3 separate regions of the Homo sapiens genome follow, and regions 2 and 3 are each linked to region 1. Evidence: chromatin loops called from intact Hi-C (ENCODE). Cell type or tissue: endothelial cell of umbilical vein. All regions are shown on one strand.

What was found. Peaks named below come from ENCODE experiments on the same cell type or tissue, not always from the same donor. Only the 100,000 strongest peaks of a DNase experiment are listed, where the experiment ranks them.
Region 2: it touches region 1 in a loop (7-fold over the local background); 3 of 110 quality-filtered maps call a loop at or near these places.
Region 3: a loop joins it to region 1, with 4 times the contacts of the local background. A loop is called at or near these places in 5 of 110 quality-filtered maps.

Annotation. Positions count from the first base shown.
Region 1 is chr3:157,490,463-157,498,462 of GRCh38, forward strand. It overlaps VEPH1 (ventricular zone expressed PH domain containing 1), which reads right to left. Exons shown (of 14, transcript NM_001167912.2): 2 at 4,750-5,044. The coding sequence starts at 4,887. Among named protein-coding and RNA genes, the nearest start is that of VEPH1, 9.0 kb to the right of the region's middle. In endothelial cell of umbilical vein, a CTCF peak has its summit at 3,361 (motif pointing left); a DNase peak (open chromatin) is centred at 3,359; H3K27ac peaks cover 319 bases.
Region 2 is chr3:157,236,022-157,244,021 of GRCh38, forward strand. LOC101928236 (a long non-coding RNA gene) reads left to right here. Exons shown (of 10, transcript XR_007096141.1): 3 at 3,569-3,778. It overlaps LOC105374179 (a long non-coding RNA gene), which reads right to left. Exons shown (of 3, transcript XR_007096142.1): 3 at 4,790-6,203. Among named protein-coding and RNA genes, the nearest start is that of CCNL1, 80 kb to the left of the region's middle. In endothelial cell of umbilical vein, a CTCF peak has its summit at 3,280 (motif pointing left); a DNase peak (open chromatin) is centred at 3,290.
Region 3 is chr3:157,351,232-157,359,231 of GRCh38, forward strand. All of the region lies in intron 9 of VEPH1 (ventricular zone expressed PH domain containing 1), which reads right to left. The region is part of intron 7 of LOC101928236 (a long non-coding RNA gene); the gene reads left to right. Among named protein-coding and RNA genes, the nearest start is that of PTX3, 82 kb to the right of the region's middle. In endothelial cell of umbilical vein, CTCF peaks have their summits at 919 and 3,647; a DNase peak (open chromatin) is centred at 3,650; H3K27ac peaks cover 2,476 bases.

The DNA of each region.
Region 1 (8,000 bases):
TGGTAGGCACTTCCTTCAGAGGAAAACAAATGGCATACAGCAAATAAGCATATGAAAAAATGGTCAACCTTGGTAATAATGAGAGGAGTGTATATTTAAACAATTACATGCTGCTTCACTTAGATTAAAAAAAACTTTTAAAATCTGATAAAAGCAAGCACTGGTGAGGATATAAAGCAACTGGAACTTTCATACACTGATGTTGGGTGTGTAAACTGGCACATCCCTGTTGGAAAGCAATTTGTTGGTATATCACAAAGTTGCAAATACACAAAACCCTAAAACCTGTTGTTTCACTTTTAATTGTGTACTTTAGAAATACTTGGCAATTACAAGTATTTAGAACTTTAGAAATAATTGGCCAAAATTGCCAATTACAACAATGTTTACTGTAGCACTGTTTAAATAATAAATATAAACCAAAAAAAGAATGGATACATTGTAGCACATTCACATAAGGGAATACTCTGCCTCAGCAAAAATAAATGAGTTGAAACTACCTGTACCAATATAGACAAATCTCAAAAACGTAATTTGAGCCCTATGACAACATTTATATAAAGTTTAAAAATACAAAATACTATGCTGTAATTCACTTTGGAACCATGGATGTGTAGCAAAAACAAAAACAAAAAGCAACCATGCATAGCTAAATACCACAAGGAGGATATTGGTTACCTTGGGAGGCATGAGGGAGGAGAATTGGATTAAAAAGAGACATGCAGGGATTTTCAATTGTACCTAACATGTTAAAGTGGGTGATTCTGTGTGCCTGGTGTGTTTCATTGTTAAAAGAAAAATAAAGAGAACTGGAAGGCGGGTGGATCGGTTGGGCATGAGGTGAGCACCAATGGAAAGGTGGGAGAAGTGGATGAGTGGATGAGACAATCTCTCTTGGAGTAGCCTGGGAGGAAAGCCAAGTTAGTACAAGTGATTATCAGGTAAAACTGGTCTAGAAAGGACTTGAAATGAAAAGACAAAACTTAAAGGTATGTTTGGGAACTTGGAGAGGATACTGAGTTGAGTAGTCACATTTTCAAAGTGAAACATAAGGGCAAAACATTTCATAGTAGTATTTTGTAGTAACTGGTAGAAAAAGAGGACATGGACTGGACAGTAAAATCTAGTAAAGTTTAATTATTTTTGTGAGTGGCTTTGGGGGAAGGATTGGAGGCTTGTTTGCCACATTTTTGGATTCCACAAAGCTGAAAGTGCTAAGTAATATATTTGACAGAATCATGATGTTTAAAAGACATATTCTGGAATGAGGGCTTAAAGACAATAATTTTTTTTGCAATGTTGAAAATGTGGCAGAATACACTTTAAAAAATTTAAACTTATCTAATTACAAGTCTTGATTCAACCTGAATGCCTTAGCACATCACAAGATAAATGTGGACAACTGATTTTTTAAAAACATAGAATATTTGACTAGTATTAGTAGTTGTTCTAAGCAATTGGTCTGAGTATTGGGCAATGATAAATTACAATAATAAATTAGGACTATTCCAAAGGAGGGTAAGCAGAATGATAAGAGTGTAGGCCATACCTGGGAGCTTCAATGAAGCCTTCTCTAACAATGCAGAAACAAGATTGTCCTTTGAGGATTAAACCAATAAAGTCCACTCATATGAGTGGGATTAGCCAGTACAGGCCTAAACCAAGACATTATCTTTTGATGGGTGACTTTGCAGGTGAGTTAGATGTAATCTCAGGGAGGAAGGGCTGGAATGTGATTGTCATGGAGGAGGAAGAAACCTAATCAATAAAAGTATTTCTTATCCAAAGAAAGACTGAGTAAACAGACTTGAGAACAGCATGAAACACACAAGAATTCTGATCCGTACGAGTTATAATTTTCATTGTAAATCAGTACATCGTGTTTTAATCTAATTTATATTTCCAAGTCTTGTATTTGGATAGCATGATTTGGATAGCATTTCTCAGGTACCAACAAAATTGAGTTTTCCAGATCTGACAGTTGATGGCTACAACATGAGGTGCTGTAACCTTTCCCAGACACAGGCTCCTTCTTTGTCATGGAAAAACCCAAGGTCACTAAGATGTTTAGCTGGGATGAGACAAGCCAGAGGTGAAGCCTGGTGCTTATCTTCAAAAGGTTTAAAGTTTTTCTTGTAGAAACAGAGGGTAGACTCTTTTGATTGTTGGGGGCAGAGAACAGAACAGAGACAACAGGTAGAAAGTACAAAGTAAGATTTCATCTGGCTAAGCAGAGGAACATGTTAACAATTTGAACTCCCAACAATGAAAATGCTCTCTCTTTGTCAGGGTTCTTTGATCATAAGCAACAGAAAAAGTCTGAATAAGTACAGCAAACAATAATAATAATAGCTATAAGAAGAAGATTAGAGGTGGCCCACTTATTTGAAGGAGAAAGTGAAGTACCAGGCCTTAAAAGGAGCAGTGATCAAGGCAGCTACAATGATAGAGAGGGAGGAAGTAAAGTACTGTTTCTTTGGGGCACCGTCCTCATGATAAATCACCCCCTGCTGATATCTTTCTTAAAACTACTGGGGAAAAACTTCTGATTTTCAAGCTTGGGCCAGGTGTTCACCTCTTCTCTCCCCCACCACTGATAGGGAAGGGTAGTGGGCACTCATGAGTAGGGAACCTTGATGGAGATGCCATCAAGGTTTTATGCAATGGAAAGGGACAATTTACCAAAGGAAAATTGAGAAGCAGGTAAAAATATTAGAAACCCACCATATTCGCATCATTGCAAGTGCAGGAGAAGCCACCTATTTTTCAGCAATCTTCTGTGCTGGAAGTTGGAAGGGGCAATTTAGACGATCCCTTCCTGTTCTACGTTTCTGAAGAGAAATTGAGAAGTGGAATTGATTACTGAGATCCAAGGTCATTAGGAGAGGCCTAGAGAGGAATAGCTGGGGCTGGATCTGAGGGAAGGATGGGACGCAGCTAACAGGGATGTAAGCCATAGAGCAGGCATGGTGGTTCCATGTGCTAATCAGAAAAGGAAGATAAGGAGCTGCTGGCATTGGTAACCTCAAACTTGATATATGTAAATTACAAGCTACCATTCTTCTTCTGTTCCATGAGAGGGTTACAGATAGAGAAATGGAAGAAGTAAGATGTGGTAAAAGTTAGTAGATGAAGAAGACACACGAACTCCTGGCTCTCCAGAACTCCTGGTAGAGTGAGATGCTATTTGGACAGCTTAATGAATGGACGATGATCCTAATGACAAGGGACCTGCCAGCCTTAATGGCTAACCAGTGGAGTTATATAATAGAACTGAGTCACCAGTCCTAAAATTCTGAATTTGATGTCTGTGAAACAAAGCAATTAATGATGCAAACAAAATAAATAACTGGCCACTAGTGACCTCTAGTGGAAGTAGGCTTTAGGGAACTTATGTGATCTTTGATTACTGTTTTGTTTTGTTTTCCTAGTAAGAAGATGAAAACCAGTGTAATTTTCAGCCAACTGATTTGCAGAGGAGTGTGAAAGAAGGGGTTTCTGAAAACAGGACAAAAATCTTACCCAGAAAATGAAAATGTACCAGGAACATGTTGTGCTTTGCGTCAACCTAAGTTGATTAATGTTCTGGAAAAGATGTGGATGAGTAATTGCCATCAAAGACATTACCTGAGAAAAGAAGAGTTTTTTGAGCAGTGACTTCATTGGTCACTGGGGGGAGTTCAGCATGTTAATGGCAGCCAGCAAGAGAAAATAGGCTTGAAGAGGAGGCTGCACGGGTTGCCAGTATACCTTTTAAATATATCTTCTTTGTAACACAGAAGAGCGCTGTTGTTTCTGAAATATGCACACATTTGCCAATTCAGTATTGTATGGCTTGAGTCCCACCACTTTCATCTTTCCAATGAGTGTCTGTGCCAAGTGTTGGCTAACACTGCTGAGCTGGGAGGATGTGGGTGGATGCCTGGTGGCCCTAGGCCTTTGAAGTGGGACCAGTCTCATGGAGGGTCCAAGTACAATCAAGAAGGTCAACATGAAACCACACTGGGCACTCCACATCCATCCCCTTTGGGAAGTGCTTTCAGAATATATAATCTTGACATTGAAGAGAAGCGAAGGAATGCAAGTATTGATGGGAGGTTTTACATCTGTCTGATCACACTGGGGACTAATAATGGGTGGGTGGAATTAAATGGCAGGTCCAGGGAGTAGGGATGCAGGTGGGTAGAAAAAGAAGCAAGGGAAAGATAAAAATAGAGACAATACAGAAGTAAACAGAATCAGCCTTATTAAGTCCTGGGCAACTGTCACTTCTGGCAGCAAAGCGATCGTTGTCCTTGTCTCATATTACCTGCGTGGCAGGAGGTGTCATCCTGCCTTCTTTCATTATTCAGCCTCCCACACACACCCTGCTCTTGTTTACTGATGCTGTTATGCTGCTCTGCAGGTCTGCTTTTCCCTGGATTGGCTCCCTCTCCTCTCAGTGTCATTTCAAGGACATAAAAATAGCCCCTAAATAATATTTTTGTGAGAATTCCATGCTGCTCTGCAATTTTCAGAATTCTGGTCTTTGTGAGTGGGCAAAAGATGATCTAACTGCCCCCTACTAAGCCATGACTTCCCTACTGATATTTCTTAGATGCCAACAAAACCACAGAGCAGATTAAGAGAGACCAATATTAGTGGTATTTCCTCTTTCCCCTGCAAAGATCTTTCTGCCAGGATATAAACAAATCTCTAGCTCTAGGACAGGCCATTTCAGAGATGTAGTCTATAAACCAGTTTACTTACTGAAGATGAGCTAATTATCTTAATTTGCTCCAAAGCTTCTGTAAGGCTGTCTTCAATCTCAGAGTCATCTAAGGAGAAGAGGTCCCCAGCTCGTGAAAGATCTTTTTGTCCCAAAACCAGTCTGAACAGTTGATGCATGGTGAGGATGAGTTTGATCAGTTGACTTTCTACAGACCCAGAGTCATGTGTTCCAGTTATCAGAGGTCAGTAAGACAAAAACATGTAGAAGGAGGTATACTTCTTATTCCATGAAAGGTCATTTTTCTCCAGACTTTGAGGTCTTCATTGACACTCTCTGCAAGGGAAACAAATGACACAATGTAGCCACTGGCAGAATGGCATAAGCTCAGAATGTGAACTCAGTGTCCAGCGGAGAGAGAGAGAAAAAAGAAACTTGGAAACATGTGCCTAGACTAATAGATCCTGGCTTAATGATCTTTAAATGAACTCTTTCCTTGTTTTTGTCTCAAAAAGTCTTGTCAAAAATTACTAGGTTTCTCCAGAATTTAATTTGAACTTTAAAAGTCAACATGAGCCCTACGCTTTTCTCCTTTCTACATCCTTCTCTTCTCTCCATGTCACAAGGAAAAACAACAATCATGCCTAACACTTGCCAGATTTTCCTCAAAAAGATTCTCATGGGAATCAAACAGAAAGGGAGAACAAAAGGAAAAGAGGGAGCATAGGAAACATCTCCTAGACCCACTTCCTTGAACCCTTTCTTCCAGAACCTGGACACAGAAACCAGTGCTTACCTCTTGGTTGGGCTGCCTTGCTACGCTAGCAGTAGAAGTTCCCTGCTCTGTCAGTCAAAAAGGTGACCTCAGTACTTACCCTACTCCTACGTACTCTATAATCAAGTAGCAATAAAATAAAGATGCTGCTTAGGAGAATGGCGTTAGATAAATCTCTACTGAACATGAAGATGAACTTTAACACTGAAATGAACATGATAGCCTTGCCATGTGGGCTAAAGAGGAGGGCTTTGGGATCAGGCAACTCTCCCTCTATTCCAGTTGAAGTAATAAAGTCCCACTATATTTCTCACCCAATTAACAGTCTACAGAGAGGAGGGCAATGGCACAAATTAGACATCTGATTATTCTCATCAGCTCCCTTCTGGGCCTAATAAAATCACAGACCATTTGCACTGGCAGAGACCTTAGTAATCATTTAATGTCCAGTGAGGTTTAATGACTGCCCCAAGGCCCCATAATAGCTGTGGCAAGGATAGTCTACTGATTTCAGTCCAGTGCACTTCCCTCACAGTTTACAGTAGAGTGGAATCACCTCATACATGTGGGTAGCTTACAAATGTAGCCACATGCTTAGTGAGAGCCAAGAGTGAGTTATTTAATACAAGTAATAGGCATTTCTACCTAGCATTTTACTCTGAATGGTTTGCCAGAAAGAGTGTGAAAAGGGAGAGGAGAATCTATTGTTTCCTTGGGTAGTCTCAGACCTCTCCTCTGAGCTATTGTTGTGAGAGCACCTCTTTGTGTTGAGTGCAAGTTTAAAGACACATACTCTTCAAACACCATGGCCTCAAAATACAAGCCAAAGCTTTCATTACACACTCAACTAAATAAGCTATCTGTAGTATTGTAAGTGGTACAATTCATGAGTCATAGGGATTTTAAGGAAAATACTCTCTATATGCAATTTTTGTACTATCTACCAGCTTTTGAAAAATGAAGCCTAACACTTACATGCCTTTATCTATGTACCAGGCATAAACACTTTGTAAATATTAATTCATCTAATCCTCATAACTATATGAAAATATGTCATCCCCACTTTGTAGGTGAGCAACCTGAGGTAGTTAAATAACTGCTAAAGCCATGCAGCTACAAAACTGGAGAGCTGGAATTTGAACCCAGAGACTCCAGTAGTGCTAGACTCCAAGTTCATAACCATTATGAAATATTGACTCCATGTAAAATGTGAGGCTACTGTTAGGAGTAAAGGTCCTCAGAGCATTATTAATATTAATGATGAAGGTGTGAGCAGGGTTATCAAGCAAGAAAATGAATTCCTCTCCCCTTCTACACTGCTCCTGGATCCTTGCCCATTCTATGCCCTGAGATTTAGAGCAACCAGAGAGCAAGACAGTCACAGGAGAAGACGCTTGGAGGAAGAGCAAAGGAGAGTGGTAAGCTTTCAGAGGGAGGTGGAGCACAGTGAGGTACTGCAAAGTAGTTCGCACCCTGGGAAATGTGGGAGGGTGAATCACAATATCTCTAAGGAAAATCAGCACAGTGTTTTCCTACATTTTTCTCTTAACACATTTTCCTCCCAGGCTCAGATATTTACAGTGACAAGAGTCTCAGTAAAATAATATTCAGGAAAATTGGATGGAAATGACTTCACCTGACCTGTCAGCTTGTTGGACATGTGGCACTCCATGAAGTACATTCAACTGCCCCAGTCATAGATGCTCAGGAGCTCCAAGAAGGAGCAGTAATACGTGCTGGTACAGAGGAGCACCCCCAGGCTTTTCCTGGGCTCTTTCTGCACACTCCACATTTACATGACACCTGGTGTGGAGTCCCACATTCATGCTGCCAACTTCAGCTCTTACTCTTGAGGGCCCATCACATGCAAAACATTGCTTTGGGCCCTAAACAGAAACATCAAGTTGTTTAACACACAGCCATACAGGAAAGCTTTCACAAACATAGGGGTGGAGTGGGGAGAGGTGAGACTTACACATTATTTTTCAAAGGGCTCTTTTGCACGTTTTCAACTGTGATCTTCAAAACACCTTCTACAATATGGGAGTGACCAAGAGAAAAATCTCCTGGATACTACAAAAAGAAGTTTGGGGAAGTACAAGGGAGAGAGAAGTCACTTCCAGGGGAAGATGATAATGAATAGCTTTATGGAGGAAATGGTATTTGAGAAGCACCTTTAGGATAGCTAAGATTTTTACAGGTTTTATTCAGTGCACTTGTGCTGAGTTCATACTAAGTCATCTGCTCATCTAGGAACCAAGGGTCATGTCCCAGCTCAGCTATTCAGCGATTATAGGACCTTTAGTTCATGTTGTTTTCCTTTCTTGAGACTTGGTTTTCTTATTTGCAAAATGGGGCTAATACACACCTCGTCTATTTCATCAGGGTGTTTTGAGGGTCACAGGTGATAAAGTGTAAACGAGCCCTTTATAAAATAATGGCACAACTGACATTTGGTGGGTGTTTGCCATGTGTCAGGTACTTATCTCAGTGCTTCTCACATACTTAGCCACTTAA
Region 2 (8,000 bases), 250 kb before region 1:
GGTCTGCCTCAGGCAATGCTTCCTTAGTTCCCTTATTAAAGATAATTTTAGTTTAAAAATATATATATATATATTTTTAATGAAAAATGATACTGTAATGAACATATTTTATGGAATACTTTTGCAAGTATATCTGTAGTGTGCATTCTTTTTTGTTTGTTTTTGAGACAGAGTCTCATTCTGTCATCCAGGCTGGAATGCAGTGGAGTGATCTTGGCTCACTGCAATCTCTGCCTCCTGGCTTCAAGCGATTCTCCTGCCTCAGCCTCCAGAGTGGCTGGGATTATAGGCATGCATCACCACACCCAGCTAATTTTTTGTATTTTTAGTAGATACAGGGTTTTGCCATGTTGACCAGACTGGTCTCAATCTCCCGGCCTCAAGATATCTGCCTGCCTTGGCCTCCCAGAGTGTTGGGATTACAGGCGTGAGCCACTGCACCTGGTATATACACATTCCTTTTAAATTTAGGAAGCTAGCCCTTTGTCTACAATATGCGTTGTAAACAATATTGCCAGTTTACCAATTGTCTTTGATTTTGTTCATTATTATTTTTTGTTGCATAGAAATTTAAAAATCTTTACAGCTAAATTTATTAATATTCTTCATGCTTCTATGTTTTGTGTCATTCTTTAAAAAGTCTTCTTCATTCTAAGATTATGAATAAATACACCCAGTTTTCTTTAGGCATTATTATAGTTTCTTTTTCAGGGTTTAAACCTTTGATCTTTATGAAATTTACTTTGATATAAGGAGTGAGATGAGATTTGTCTTTTTTCCCCAAGTTGTTACTAGTTATACCAAATCAACTTATTGAATATGCTTTTCTTCACTAGTCTGAAACTTAGCTTTTATATAAAATTCTATTGCATAGTTATATGTATTTCTGAACTCTGTACAATTCAATTAGTGAAAACTTTTGATGTCCCAAACCAGTAGTTTAGGAGATTTCAGCATTAAATCAGAGTTACTCTGGATCCAGATCTGTTAGCAGATATAAACTTCACGGTCACAAAATTCAGGTGAGCAAAGATGTAACTTTATTTCCCTACAACCCAACTTAGTTTAGCTCTTGAGCCCCTATGTCCATTTTGTGGTAGAACTCTTAATACAGCCAATTCAAGGTATCTCTGTGTCCCATGGGTGATATAAGACCTGGGGGTTGGGGATGAGATAACTTTTTTCTCATCCAGGATTTCATAAAGAGGATGATTCTGGTTGATAGCCATCTCTGTCTTCTGGCATCTATAAGATATAACTCAATCTGTCTGGTCCTTCTAATTGTGCACTGGCATATGGTTATGTCCTGGCCACGGGCCTTCATTTGCTAGTTCCAGGCACCTGTGCCCAACATCCCCATCTCAGGACCTCTCTTTGCTTTCCTGAACCCTTTTCAAGGGGGGCCCTGGGAACTCTTGTCTGCTTTCCTATACCACTGGAGGTGCTGAGTCTCACTGAAGCTGTGCTCAGGCCAATCTAACAGAACATCTCTCAGACTTTGCCGGTTTTCAGCTGTAGCCTAATGTTGAATATAGGCTTCTCCAAGAGGCTTTAGGTATTTCTGGGAAGGGAAGCAGAAGTTTACTATGCTCTCAGTTCCTTCCCAAAACTACTTTAAATTTCTTCTAGAGGCTTCACCCCAGCTCCATGGAGGCCCCTTTCTCAGGAATTCATATCAATTACTTGTTTTCTTGCTCTCTTTTCCCAATTATCTTCTTTCCTCACAACTGTGAGATTTGCCTCTGTTCTAGGGAGGCAGCAGCGGCTGTGCTGAGAGGAAAGAAATGGCTTTTACATTACCCTGTGATCTTTCCAACTCCAGTGTTTATAGTATAAACTTCTTGTTCAGACCTTTAGAAATTGAGCAGAGCTTTTGGAACCAAAACAATCGTTTGTCTCTAAACATTTTAGCTTTTAATATGATAATTTCTGGTATGAATTTTGAGAGCCTATTTTGGTAGTCATGGCCAATAATTTGATTCTTTCTTCTTGCTGCATCAAGAAGAGTAATGGGCACACAGAAGCCCTGGGGGAAGGATGCCTTGGAGGAGCCCGTGTTATCTCAAATGATTATCTGCAACACTGAGTGAGTCCTTGATCTGGCTCCTAGACCGCTGTCTCCATCCTTGTGATCACTCCCTTGGTCTTGGGATTCATTTCAACTAGCTGCTGGTGCTCTTAGTTCCTTTCCTCTGCCCTTGTTTAGTCCCTGCTTTTTTTTTGTTTTTTCACAAATTATATTGTATGTGGTTTATTATTTGTTTTAAAATTGACAGATAACATTGCATTGTGGAATAGTTAAATCTAGCTAATTAACAAATGCATTACCTCACATAGTAATCATTTTTTGTGGCAAGAGCACATAACATCTACTCTCTTTACATTTTTCAAGAATATTGTCATTAACTATAGTCACCACGCTATACAATAGACCTCTTGAAGTTTCTTCCTCCTATCTAACTGTAATTTTGTATACTTTGACTAATGTCTTCCCACATTCCGCTTTCCCCAACCACCCAAGCTGGTAACTACTTTACTACTCTCTACTTCTATGAGAGCAACTTTTTTAGATTCCATATATGAGTGAGATCATGCAGTATTTGTCTTTCTGTGCCTGGCTTATTTCACTTACTATAATGTCCTCCAAGTTCATCCATGTTGTGCAAATGGCAGGATTTCATTCTCTTGTATGGATGAATAGCATTCCATTGAGTATATATACACCACATTTTCTTTATCCCTTCATTTGTCATGGGTACTTAGATTGTTTCCATATTTTGCCTATTGTAAATAGTGCTGTGAAAAATGAGAGAATGCAGATATCTCTTTGACTTAACTGATGTTTTTTCATTTGGTTATGTAAACAGATGACCTACTGATTACAATTCCTTTAGATATATACTCAGTAGTGGAATTGCTGGATCATATGATTGTTATATTTTTAATATTTTTGAGGAAACCTAAATATTGTTTTCCACAATGGCTGTACTAATTTACATTCTCACCAACAGTGTATAAGGGTTCCCTTTTCTCCACATCCTCACCAGCACTTGCTATTTTTTTGTCTTTTTGTTAATGGCCATTCTAACTGGGTGAGGTGATATCTCGTTGTGGTTTTGATTTACACTTCCCTGGTGATTAGATTTATATTTCCCTGGTGATTAGTAATGCAGAGCATTTTTTAGCAGCACCCCAGTGCTGCGCTAGTCTCTGGGGCATGGGCTTCGGGTGCAACCCAGCACTGCATCAGCCTGCCTTAGGGCTCCCCCTAGTGCTGCAATGGCTATAGCAGTAACCAGTGTGGGAACCTTGCCTGTCAACGAGCCCTGAATCTTTGGACAGGCTTACTGCTGAAGGAAGTACTTGAACAAAGTCCCTTACTGCCTTTTGAAATGGGGTTCTGCCTAAGTTCCCTCACCACAAATCCTCTCAGAGATCACAGTCCTAGAATCTACCCTCTTTGGCTGGGTCATCATTTTGATTGCAAAGCTGTCTACTTTCCAAACTTTTGCCTACTCTCTCTTCTGGGAGCCTCCTGATATAGTTCTCTATATGTCTCCTGTTGCAGGTTGTTGGATCTTTCCAGATCACCACACCACATCACCCAGCCACTCTGCCCAATGGGAGGGCAGACAGTGTTCCAGTGTAGGAGGAAGGGGTGTAAGGTGCGGGCAGTTTGTGAGGAGGGCACCAACGAGAGCTACTGTGAGAAAGTCTGCATGGTCAAAAAGTGGATTACCAAGAACAAAGCATCATAATGTTGTCCAGTGGACCCCAGGTTAGCTTAAAAGGTCTAGTCTTTGATTCTTTATGGATTATTGTTTTGATGTATGTCTTAGTCTGTTTATGCTGCTATAACAAAATACCTTAGGCTGGGTAATTTATAAAGAACAGAAGTATATTTCTCACAGTTATGGAGGTTGGAAAGTCCAAGATCAAGATGCTGACAGGTTTTGTGTCTGGTGAAGATATTTCTGCTTCCAAGATGGCATATTGAATCCTGCTTCCTCCAGAGGGAACAAACACTGTGTTCTCACATGGCAGAAGAACAGAAGAGAGAGAACCCACTCTCTCAAGCCCTCATATAAGGGCCTTAATCCTATCCATGAGAGCTTTCCCCTTATGATTTAATCACCTTCAAAATGCCCCACCTCATGACACTATTACATTGGCAATTAAATTTCAACATATGAATTTTAGGAGAAACGTTCAGACCATAGCACAATATTTTGGTAGTCAGTGACTCACTTTTAGGGCATTATCCTTTTCCTTCCCATTTATTCTCCTACTCCGAAATATTCTTCATGCCTAACTCTGAATATTTAGTCATTATAGGGATTTTACTTAATATCAGGAGGTAACTATGGTCATGGTTTTTTTGTGCCATGAGAAGCTTGATCTTTTTCTCTGGCCCTGTGTAAATGGCTGAGGATTTAAAAAGCCATTTTCTCTGACCAGTTTATGCTTGTTCTCCTATTTGCCATTCAGTAAGTAAATGGCCTTTAACACAGACGTTTTGATTTTCAAACAATAATTAGGAAAGAAAGCACTTCATATGGGGGCTGAAGATTACAGGGAAATTGCACCATCTTCTTCCTTAGTACAACAATATGTTGCTAAACCAGCAAGAACAACTAGTTGCAATTTCTCCAAACCAACAATATTTTCTTTTCAGAATCCTACCTAAAAGTGAGATTCACCAAGAAAGTTTTGTGTTTTTGAGCAAGTCTAGGTTTTAATTTTTTTTGACTCATCTGCTTCTTTAATTGAAAACAAGACAAAACAAACATGGAGTAGAAGCTTTAATCAAGTGTGTTCTAACACGCAAACACTATGGAACCCACCTGAGTCCCACTTGGATCATTTCAAATGGCTCCATATTTTTCTGTTCCCAATTAAACTTCCTAGAATGTCTCACAGGAAGCTCACATTGATAAACTTTTTGAGTAATCCAGGAACTCTTAGAACCTGATAAAGTGAAAGGATTTGGCAGGAACGTTTCAGATATGAGGAAGATTTCTCTGCAGGGTATGTTTGTCTATTAATTGGATAGTATACCTGTCCTAACTATGAAGAAATTGGCTCCGACTTGGAGAATGACTGAAAAGTGGCTATTACTCATTGATGATTTTGGTGGGAGGAAAGTAATAGCTTGTGGACTGTTAGTTTTGTCATCATAACAAACTAGATACCCTGAAAAACCTCTCAATACAAAACACCTAGAAATGATGAATTAAATATAATACATAGTCTTTAAAATATTGAGCTCAAAGGAAACAGAAGAAACTCTCATACACCAGAAGTGGTGAGATGATGCTTATACTAGTCCCCAATCCTGTTTGAGGGTATTTGGTGATCTTGGCGATCAAGAGGTTTGGGTTTCTGACATGCTAGTACAATAGGCAAGGCCTTGGCCTATGCAAGGTGGGGAGGCAGAATCAAGGCTCTGCATAATGGCTAGGGCCCTCAAAAGGCTATGCTGCCAGAAAAAAGATGCTCAGGCAAAGGGAAATGTCAAGCAAAGTTGTCTGTTTCCCCTGGCCTCTGGGTAGAAAAGAATTCAGATTCTGCCCATACACAGCTTTGAGGTTTAATTTATACAATCTGAGTGGTCAGAAACTCCAAGTCAAGATATTAACATGAAATTGTTCCAGTTTGATAGCACGTCCGCCATCTGGCAGAACAATTAAAAAAAAAAAAAATCCTTTCCTGGCAGCCATGCGGACTCACCAAGGGCTCCTGGCCATGCCCTCTCCCAAGATTCTCCATAAAATTAGTTGGTTGCTTCTTGCCCTGAGGCAGCCCAGTGAAGTCTAGGGTGTGGTGATCCCATGTTGTTGATGGGGAAAAAGGGAGTGATGGGGTGCTTGAGGGCTTCTTAAGCCATAGTTCAAGCATAGCGAGTGCCCCCTCTTCTTCTGAAAGGGCCAGATACCTGGCCTCATCCTCTCCACAAAGAACTCTCTTGGGATCCTCAGGGGATCCAGGTTAGGGCAGAGCCCTAGGGCTCAGAGAGGGGGGTCAGTAATTAACCTGGGCCCTAGCACTGTAAAAGTGACAGTTTGATCTCCCCACTGTCCTTCTTCCCCTGCCCACCAGGGACAAGGCTTCCAGAAAGAGGGGACCACTGGGAAATTCTGCCTCTTGTTCAGATAAAGTTCTTCCCGCTGCAAGGCTCCGAGCTTCATTCTTCATCCTCAGATCTAGAATGGGATGGAGGGCAGTTAATTTACAAAAAAAATTATATAAAATAATTGTATGTAATATATATTATCAAAATAGCTCTCACAGCATAAATCTTATAGATAAACCTCACCAACATGAACTTACAAACCAAAATTATGAACACATGAAAAAATAAGCTACTAAGAGTAAGAAATTAAAACTAATAAGGAGCAAATGTGGCTGGGCGCAGTAGCTGATGTCTGTAATCCTAGCACTTTGGGAGGCTGAGGTGGGTGGGTCACTTGAGGTCAGGAGTTCAAGACAAGCCTGGCCAACATGGTGAAACCCCATCTCTACTAAAAATGCAAAAATTAGTCAGACGTGGTGATACATGCCTGTAGCCCCAGCTACTTGGGAGGCCGAGGCAAGAGAATCACTTGAACTTAGGAGATGTAAGTTGCAGTGAGCCAAGAACATGCCATTGCACCCAGCCTGGGCGACAGAGTGATATTCCATCTCAAAAAAAAAAAAAAAAAAAAAAGCGCAATGTGATTAGTGCTCCCCAAAAGTTCAGAAAATGAACATATTAAATGTAAGATATTTTAAGTAATTAAAACGGTAAAATATGGATTAAACAATAAGAGAAAGGAATAAGATACTATTAAAAGTACCTGAAATATTAAAAAAAGGAACCAAGTAAAAATTCTAGAAATGAAAATATAACCATTGAAATGAAAACTCAGTGTATGGGACAAACAGCAGGACACAGTTGGAGAAGGAATGAGTGAATTGGGTAACAAATCTAAGGAGATTCTGTAGAATGTAGTACAAAGAGATGAAAAGGTGAAAATATGAAAGATAGGATAAAACATATGGAAGGTAAGACGTGTAGAAGGTATTTCATTCAATTCCTAGGTATTTTACCCAAAAGAACTGAAAATATGTCACAAAGGAATTTGTACAATAATGTTTATAGTCACCTTACTAGCAATAGCCAAATACCAGAAATAATTAAAATGTCTATCTGCTGGAGAATGGATAAAGAGATTTTGGTATATTCATACAATGGAATTGTACTCAGCAGTAAAAAAGAATAAATTACTAATATACATAACCACATGGATGAATCTCAAAAACATTAAGTTAAGAGAAAGAAGCCAAACACAAAAAATTACATACTATATAATTCCATTTATGTATTTTTTTTATTTTTTTAATTTTGAGATGGAGTTTTACTTTGGCCAGGCTGGTCTCAAACTCCTGACCTCAGGTGATCCACCTGCCTCGGCCTCCCAAAGTGCTGGGATTACAGGCATGAGCCACCGTGCCCAGCCTCATTTATGTAACCTTACAGAATATGCCAGTCTAATCTATGTTGATTGCCTCTGTGGAGGGGCATGAGGAACTTTCTGAGATGAGTGTAATATTCTATATTTTGTTTTGGGTATTGATATCTTTGGCTTTTACAATTGTCAAAACTCATGAACTGAACATATGTAATATGAAATTATATTGTATGTAAACTATACCCTTCAAAAAAATTACAAAGTAAAAAGTAAAACAAAGAATAGAAACTTGTCTGGTGCAGTGGCTCACACCTGTAATCCCAGCACTTTGGGAGACTAAGGTGGGTGGATCGTTTGAGCCTAGGAGTTTGAGACCAGCCTGGGCAACATGGAGAAACCCCATCTCTACTAAAAATACAAAAATTAGTCATGTGTGCACGTGTGCCTATGGTTCCAGCCACTCAGGGGCTGAGGGAGGAGGATCACCTGAGCCTTGGGAGGTCGAGGCTGCAGGCTGCAGTTAGTCGTGATTGCGCCACTGCACTCCAG
Region 3 (8,000 bases), 140 kb before region 1:
GGTCAGGAGTTCAAGACCAGCCTGGCCAACATGGTAAAACCCCATTTTTAATAAAAATACAAAAATTAGCCTGGAGTGGTAGCGCACACCTGTAGTCCCAGCTACTTGGGAAGTTGAGGCAGGAGAATCGCTTGAACATTCACGAACATCACTTGAACATCCATGTTGGACAGGCTGGTCTCAAACTCCTGGCCTCAAGCAATCCACCCGCCTTGGCCTCCCAAAGTGCTGGGATTACAGGCGTGAGCCACCGCACTTGGCCCATCTCCTCAATTAATAGGTGATCATTAAATGAAGAGTCCATTAATTCAATCACAAATTCATTGTCTTTTCTCTACTACTAGTGTCTACTGGAAATTCTTATTTCTGTAGTAGTGCTTCTTACCTTCAATGTGTTATGAAACACCTGGTTGGAGGTGGCAGTCTTGTGGAACTGTAGATGCTGATTCAATAGGTCTAGGGTAAGCCAGAGAATCTGAATTTCTAACAAGTACCCAGGTGATGTTGATGTTGTTGGTCCATGGACCATATTTCAAGAAGCGAGGATCTGTTGCAGCGTTTTTCAACCATTGCTGATATTTTTGGATTAATTCTTTGTTTTGGGGTGGCGGGCTGACCTGCGCATTGTAGTATATTTAGCAGCATTCCTGGGCTGTATCCACTAGAAGTCAGTAGCACCCACTCCCAAGCTGTGACAATGAAAAATGTCCCTAGACATTATCAAATGGGGGAGACAAAATTACCTCTGGTTTAGAATAATTGCTCTATTGTTATGTTTAATGGTTGTATGTTTGTTGCATAATATAAACACCTATTTTGATGAACTGGCTTTAGTGAGAACAGCATTCATCAGCCAAATAAACAGCTTTCTTCCCCTACTCCCACCAGCACTTAGTACACTTTTATTTATGGACACTGTAGATTTTTAAACCAATATTGTTGCCCTCCTTACTATGACCACTAGGGTGCTCAGAAGTAAATTTCAAACCACATATAGCAATTGTGAATATTTCCAGGGATAAGTTTCTGAAAAATAACTCAACTACTGGATTCATTTTCTTTCTCTATGTTTATTTTCCCCTCTACATTGAGTAAAAATTCTTTTTGCTTTATTATATATTTTTATAGGCTGCTTCACGTATTGTTTGAAATAGATAACTTTCTATTGAGTAAGGTGAACAAAACTGTTAGAATAGAAACAGTCAGGACAGACACAATGCATTAATTTGCTGATCATGGTTGGTTATGTGCTGTTTGATACATATTAATGAATAAATCCAAGCAAATAGTGAGACAAACCTCACAACTATGAACAATCTGGCTTATTTTCTCCCAACTGTAGTAAACTGATGAATGCAGATGTCTAGAGAAAGGACAGGAAATTAATATGAAAGAAAAGTTTTGTTTTTTACTTTACATTGGAGATACAAAATTAGTAATAAAGTTGTTTGAGGCTGATAGCAACAACAACAAAAAAACCTTGGCTGAATAACTAATGTTTTATACTTTGCCAGCTCTGCCATAAGACACTAGGGATTAATTGCATTTAGAGCATAAAGGACCTTAAAAGTTATCCAGCCCAGTGTTTTTCAAGTTTCTTTAAGCTGTGGAATTCTTGGTTTAAACATTCTTCAGGAAGGCTAGTGTGTGAAGCCAGCTACATCAGGGTTGTTCTGTTTGCAGGGCAGGTAAAGGGAGGAAAAAAGGGTCTCTGGAGCCTCTATAGGGAGCAGAGCTTGCAAACCCATGGCTCTGTAATATACTCTTGGGATAAGTGTGAGGAAGTGGTGACCAATGAGATGAAGTAACCTGTTCAAGGAATCAGAATTGCCCTGCAGCAGAGGTGGGACTGGAACCCAATTTAGATAGGACGCTGGGCATCTGGAGTTATTACCTAGTTCCAAGTTACCTGCATCTCTGTTACTGAAGCCAATTATTCTTATTAAAAATTTCCAAACCTTGCAGAAATATTTACATTAAAATGTTCAAATTTCCCCCTCCCTCTCGCTTTCTTCTCTGCCTGCACCCCCAATCTGATTATTTTTCTTTTTATTTTTTTGAGACAGGATCTGGTTCTGTTGCCCAGGCTGGAGTGCAGTGGCGCAATCTTGGCTCAACCTCCACCTCCTGGGCTCAAGTGATTCTCCTATCTCAGCCTCCTGAGAAGCTGCGACCAGAGGCATGCCACCATTCCTAGCTAATTTTTGGATATTTTAATAGAGGTGGGGTTTTGCCATTTTGCGCAGGCTCTTCTTGAAGTCCTGAGCTCAGGCGATCTGCCCACCTTGTCCTCCAAAGTGTTGGGATTACAGATGTGAGCCACTGCACTCAGCCCCAGTGTGATTCTTCAGAGAAAAACAGTGATAGCTGCTTGATGTGTATCCTTCTAGAAGTTTCCCCCCTCCCTCCAAATTTGTACATACATACACATATATGTAAATCCTTTTTTTTCCTGGGTTTTCTTGGCTGGCTCTATTTTTCTCTTTATCATAGCACTTAACGCTTTGTAACATCCTACATATTTTACTTATTTATCATTTCTATTATTTATCATACATCTTTTCCCACTAGAACAGCCTCCATGGAGGCAAGGATATTTGCCTATTTTGATCACTGGTGTTTCGCAAGTCCCTGGAGTGTGCTGGCATGTAGTAGGCACTCAAAAATTTTGTAGAATGAATGGATGAAGAATGAACAAGATGAAGAAGCAGAACAGGAAAGATTTTTAGGGCAGTGAAATTACTCTGTTTGAAACTACAATAACGGACGCAGGTCATTATACATTTGTCAAAACCCATAAAAGGTACAATACCAAAGTAAACCTCAGTGTAAACTATGGACTCTAGATGATAATGTATCACTATGAGTTCATCGATTGCACCAATGTGTCGCTGTGGTGAGGGATGCTGACAGTGGGGGAAGTTGTGTGTGTAGTGGGGCACAGGAGGTAAATGGGAATTCTCTATACTTTCCACTCAATTTTGCTGTGAACCTAAAACTTCTCTAAAAAGTAAAGTTTATTAATTAAAAAAAAAAGAATGAGTGGTCATCTCAAAATTCATGTGTCTAAAACCAAGCTCTTGATTTGTATCTCCCCACACATTCTTCCTCTAGTCTTATCTGTCTCATCCATCCATTGGGTGATTAGGCCCAACCCACCAGCACTGCTGACAGCTTTCCTTTGAAATATATCTGGAGTGAACACTTCTCACCACCTGTAGTCCAACCACCCTAATCTAGGGTGCCACACATAAAGTGTCCTTCTGCCTCATGGCTTTGTATTTACTGTTCCGTCCTTGCTGCTTCTCCTTATTCATGTCTCCATTGCAAAATCACTTCAGTAGAGAGACCTTCCCCTGTTACTCTACCTAAATAGTAATCCCATTCTTTATCCCCCCTCCAACTTGTTTTGTTTCACAGCATCTGTCACTATTTGGCATTATTCTTTCTATATATTTTTTGTTCTTGGTCCATATCATCCCACAGAATAAGTTCCAAGAAGGGAGAGATTTGCTTTTGTTTGCTGCTATATCTTCAGTGCCTAGCAAAACTTAGGGACTCAAATTTTTGTTGAATGAATGAATGAATCTGCTATTCACCTGTAGAATAGCATTTGCTTCCTAAGGAGTCTCTAGCCCCCTCTACAGACTAATCTCCACATTGCAGGTAGGGAGATATGTTTTCAATCTGACTTTTCTCTCAGGATAGAGCCCAGATCCCTGCCTACATTGAACTATCCTCCTCCTCACTTCACTTCACTGCTCCCCAGGGGGCCAACTTCCAGTCCCTGGAGTAGGCTGTGCTCCTTCTTTCCACAGGACAGACGGTTCTCTTCAGCTCCCACACCTCTACTTACTCTTCACATTTCTCAAGAGTTCCTTCTCCAGGGAAGCTACTTTGACCCCCAGATTAGGGCAGATTCCATGTGATAGGTTCTGACAGAACCGTGTTCCTTTTCTGCAGATAAATCATCTCACTTTGTAACTACGTATTATGTAAGTTCCAAGAAAGCAGAGTCCATGTCTATTCTGCACACAGTTGTATCCCCTGCCTACAGCAGCGTGCCTGGTACTGCCAGGTTCTCAAGAAGAGTTGGCTGATGAATGAATGAAGGCATAAATGAGCATGGCAATCTCTGCTGTTGCCAGGCAAGTCTCCAAAGCATATCCAGAGAATGAACCTTTCAGGCATCACTAACAAATCCCTCAAGTTTGAGAGACCAGGGAACTCTAGGGGTGGCTGGCTAAGTTTCTCCCTGCCTGGCCCAACACCAGGTGATTTGAGCACAAATACCAGCTAAGTAGATGACAACATTCTTGTGCGTTGAGGCTTAGAAATCTCACTGGGGAGACACAGTCACCTGTCATTGTCCCTAGCCATGTAAGGCATTACTTCCCAGATTAATATTTCTTCAAACATCTAAACTGAAGTGATCATCTGTAAAAAGTAGTTTTTACTTACATGTATAAACTACAGGGTTTTATATGAGAAACAGAATCACACTCTCAGAGTTTCTTTGACAGTTTTACATTTCCTGCATTTGTGGCTTATTTTAATGCCAGTGTAATATTTTAATGGCTGCGGGATAATTGATGTGGATATTTTCATCTGAAAAATGATGATTTTCTGTAAAGCAAATTACCTTTAAAAGTTTGCTGACTCTCTCACTCTTTTTTTTTTTTTTTTGAGACTGGGTCTCTCTTTGTCACCCAGGCTGAAGGGCAGTGGTGCAGTCACCGCTCACTGCAGCCTCGACCTCTTGGAGTCAAGCGATTCTCTCACCTCAGCCTCCCAAGCAGCTGGGACTACAAGTGCACATCATGGCTGGCTTATTTTTGCATATTTTTTGTAGAGAAGCAGTTTCACCATACTGCCCAGGCTGGCCGTGAACTCCTGGGCTCAAGCAACTCACCCACCTCGGCTTTCCAGTGTTGGGATTATGGGCATGAGCCACCACACCGGGCCAACTGAATCTTTTTATAAGAAAAACAAACAAACAACAACAACAAAAAAACAAAACCCTGTGTTTTATAATTTTTCACCAGTCCCTAATGTGAACAGGGTAAAAATGTAGACATAGGAATTAGCTGTCTTTTACTCAGCTCTTTTTGCCTCAATCCAAGTAGACTCTGTCAGCTTTGGACTCATCTGCTGTAAATATGCACCTCTCTGAAAATGAACTGTAACACAGATCATTTCCTACTAAATTATCAAATACCTGGACTCTCAATTGCTAACTATGTAATTGCCTATGATTTTGGAAAAATATTTAAAAATCCTCCGTCACCTGAAATTTGATGGTTGTTGTGGAGCAAATAGGAGGAAATAATCTACCCTCCTCCACCCCCACCTTTTCCTCTGTCTTATCAAAACCCTTCACCCAGCGATATAATCTCTTTTCAGTTTCCTGGCTACCAACTCTTCATCACCAACAGAGCTAAAAAATATGGATTTACTCTGTTTACTCTGTTTTTAAATGAGATTTGATGACATCCAGGGACCACTCTGTTTCCCTACAGGGCATATACTGCCAGTTTCATAATGAAAGTAAATGGAAGAATAACATTCACTTTACTGAAATTTGGTTTGTGGCAAACTGGATTGGAATGTACTCTTCTGCTGGGGACTGTCAGGGGCTCAGGACCATTTTATACTGCACTGCATCCCTTGGAGTAAAGACAGTCCCCAAACAACAATAATGGATGACTGATAATAATCTCTGAGTATAAGCTTCCCTCAAAAAAGATAAAAGTACTGACTGTGGATATAAGAGTATATTGCTATATACCCTTCTATCTTAATAATAATACATTTCAAAAATATATTTAAAAATATGAAATATGCCACAGAAAACAACTGCTTTTACACCACCCACATCTCCTCATTTTTCTTTTAATGTGGTGACTTTTAGGGTGAGATATATTGAAATATACTCCTGTGCATTTTCGCTCCATTTATGTATTTACTTTTGCCTCTATTTGTTAGCAAGGTCCCTTTAAATCTATTAGAGACACACCTAAGGTGGATACTATATTAGGGGAATTAGGCATTTCAAGGTTTGAGATGACAGATTTCATTTTCAGTCAGATAACTGCTCCTGGATCTCCATACAAAATGTCCTAAGAGTGTGCATGTGCTCAACCAATTTTATTTTGCACTGTTTTCTAGTCAGATGAATATTCATCTCATCTGTAGATAAATAACAGGTTAACTAGACATGCAGACAAACAACATACTCCTTTGTCCATCTGCATTGTAAGAAACTTTTTTTTTTTTTTTGAGATAGAGTCTTGCTCTGTTGCCCAGGCTGGAGTGCAGCAGTGTGATCTCGGCTCACTGCAACCTCTGCCTCCCAGGTTCAAGCGATTCTCCTGCCTCAGCCTCCTGAGTAGCTGGGACTGCAGGCGCGTGCTACCACGCCTGGCTAATTTTTGTATTTTTAGTAGAGATGGGGTTTTGCCATTTTGGCCAGGCTAGTCTCGAACTCCTGACCTCAGGTGATCCGCCTGCCTTGGCCTCCCAAAGTGTTGGGATTATGTAATAGGCATGAGCCACTGCATCCGGCCAGAACACTTTTCTTTAATTATTTATTTAAATGTGCAAAGGAAACCAAGCTTTTTCTTTATTTTAAAGAAGAGCTTTTAAAAATATAATTAATGAGAAATAAAGTTATGTTATGTCTTCTTTTGGAAGTTTGCAACATGTTAAGTCATGGATGCAAGTAGGTGACATCCTTCCCAGTGATTTGTTGTTACACGCCCGAGTCTTGCACCTACTCTTGGCTGAGGATGTACAAGGGCAGTGTTCTGATGTCAACTCATTAGAGCAGTTTGCAGAGAGTCTTTTCAAAAGGATTTGTAAATCTTCATTTCTTCTTGTTATTTGGATGTGTTTCACGGGCTGTTGCAGATGACTGGGATTGGGATATGTGTGGTAGGAGAAAGTAAAGATAGAAACCAGTCGCTGTTATGTCTGCCTTTGTCAACTAAAATTCACTTTTTGGAGAGGTGGGAGCAGGTAAGTAAGGTAATCCAAGAAAAGTCCCAAAGCACCAAGAAAAGTTTGCTAGAAAAGTATTCCCTAGTAAGTGCCCTTCTAACAGGGGCCCAAGAGACCACCTTAATGAATGAGGCTCCAGGAAATTTGGTAACATTTTCCTATTTGCTGTTTTTCTTTCTCAAATTGTGTGAAAAAGATTTAAAATTCTTCTCTGGCTCCAAATTTTACAACTTCAATTCATGGATAAATTATCCTAATCCCATGATTAAACTAATCCATTAAAAAATAAAAAAGAAACCTTCCCCAGAAGCATTAAGTGGATGGGCGTAATCAACATCCCCCAGATGGGACCAACTGGACCAGGAGGATGTGAGCACCCCACAGTCACACCAACACTGAGGTGGACTTGACTACATGCACATTTTCAGTAAGGAGGCTTTATTTGTCATTAACCATGAAAACAATGCCCACTAATTGATATTAATAATTAATCTCATTTTAAGAAAAAAATCAACTTATCACTTTGGGAGGCCGAGATGGGCGGATCACGAGGTCAGGAGATTGAGACCATCCTGGTCAACATGGTGAAACCCCGTCCCTACTAAAAATACAAAAATTAGCTGGCTCTAGTGGCGTGTGCCTGTAATCCCAGCTACTCGGGAGGCTGAGGCAGGAGAATCACTTCAACCAGTGAGTCAGAAGTTGCAGTGAGCCGAGATTGTGCCACAGCACTCCAGCCTGGTGACAGAGTGAGACTCCATCTCAAAAAAGAAAAGAAAAAAACAAAAAAGAAAAATCAACTTGTGTGGGTCTATAAAGAAAGGACTACATTACCAGCTTAAAAATTAGCTTTCTATAAGTCAGCCTTGCTGATACACTCTACAGATGGGATGTATTTTCACCCAATCAGGAAATACTTCAAAGTAACATTGATAGGTTCTTGTAAGCTTTTATATTATTCTTTATAGAACTTCAGTTATGGGCCAGATTTCCAAGGATTT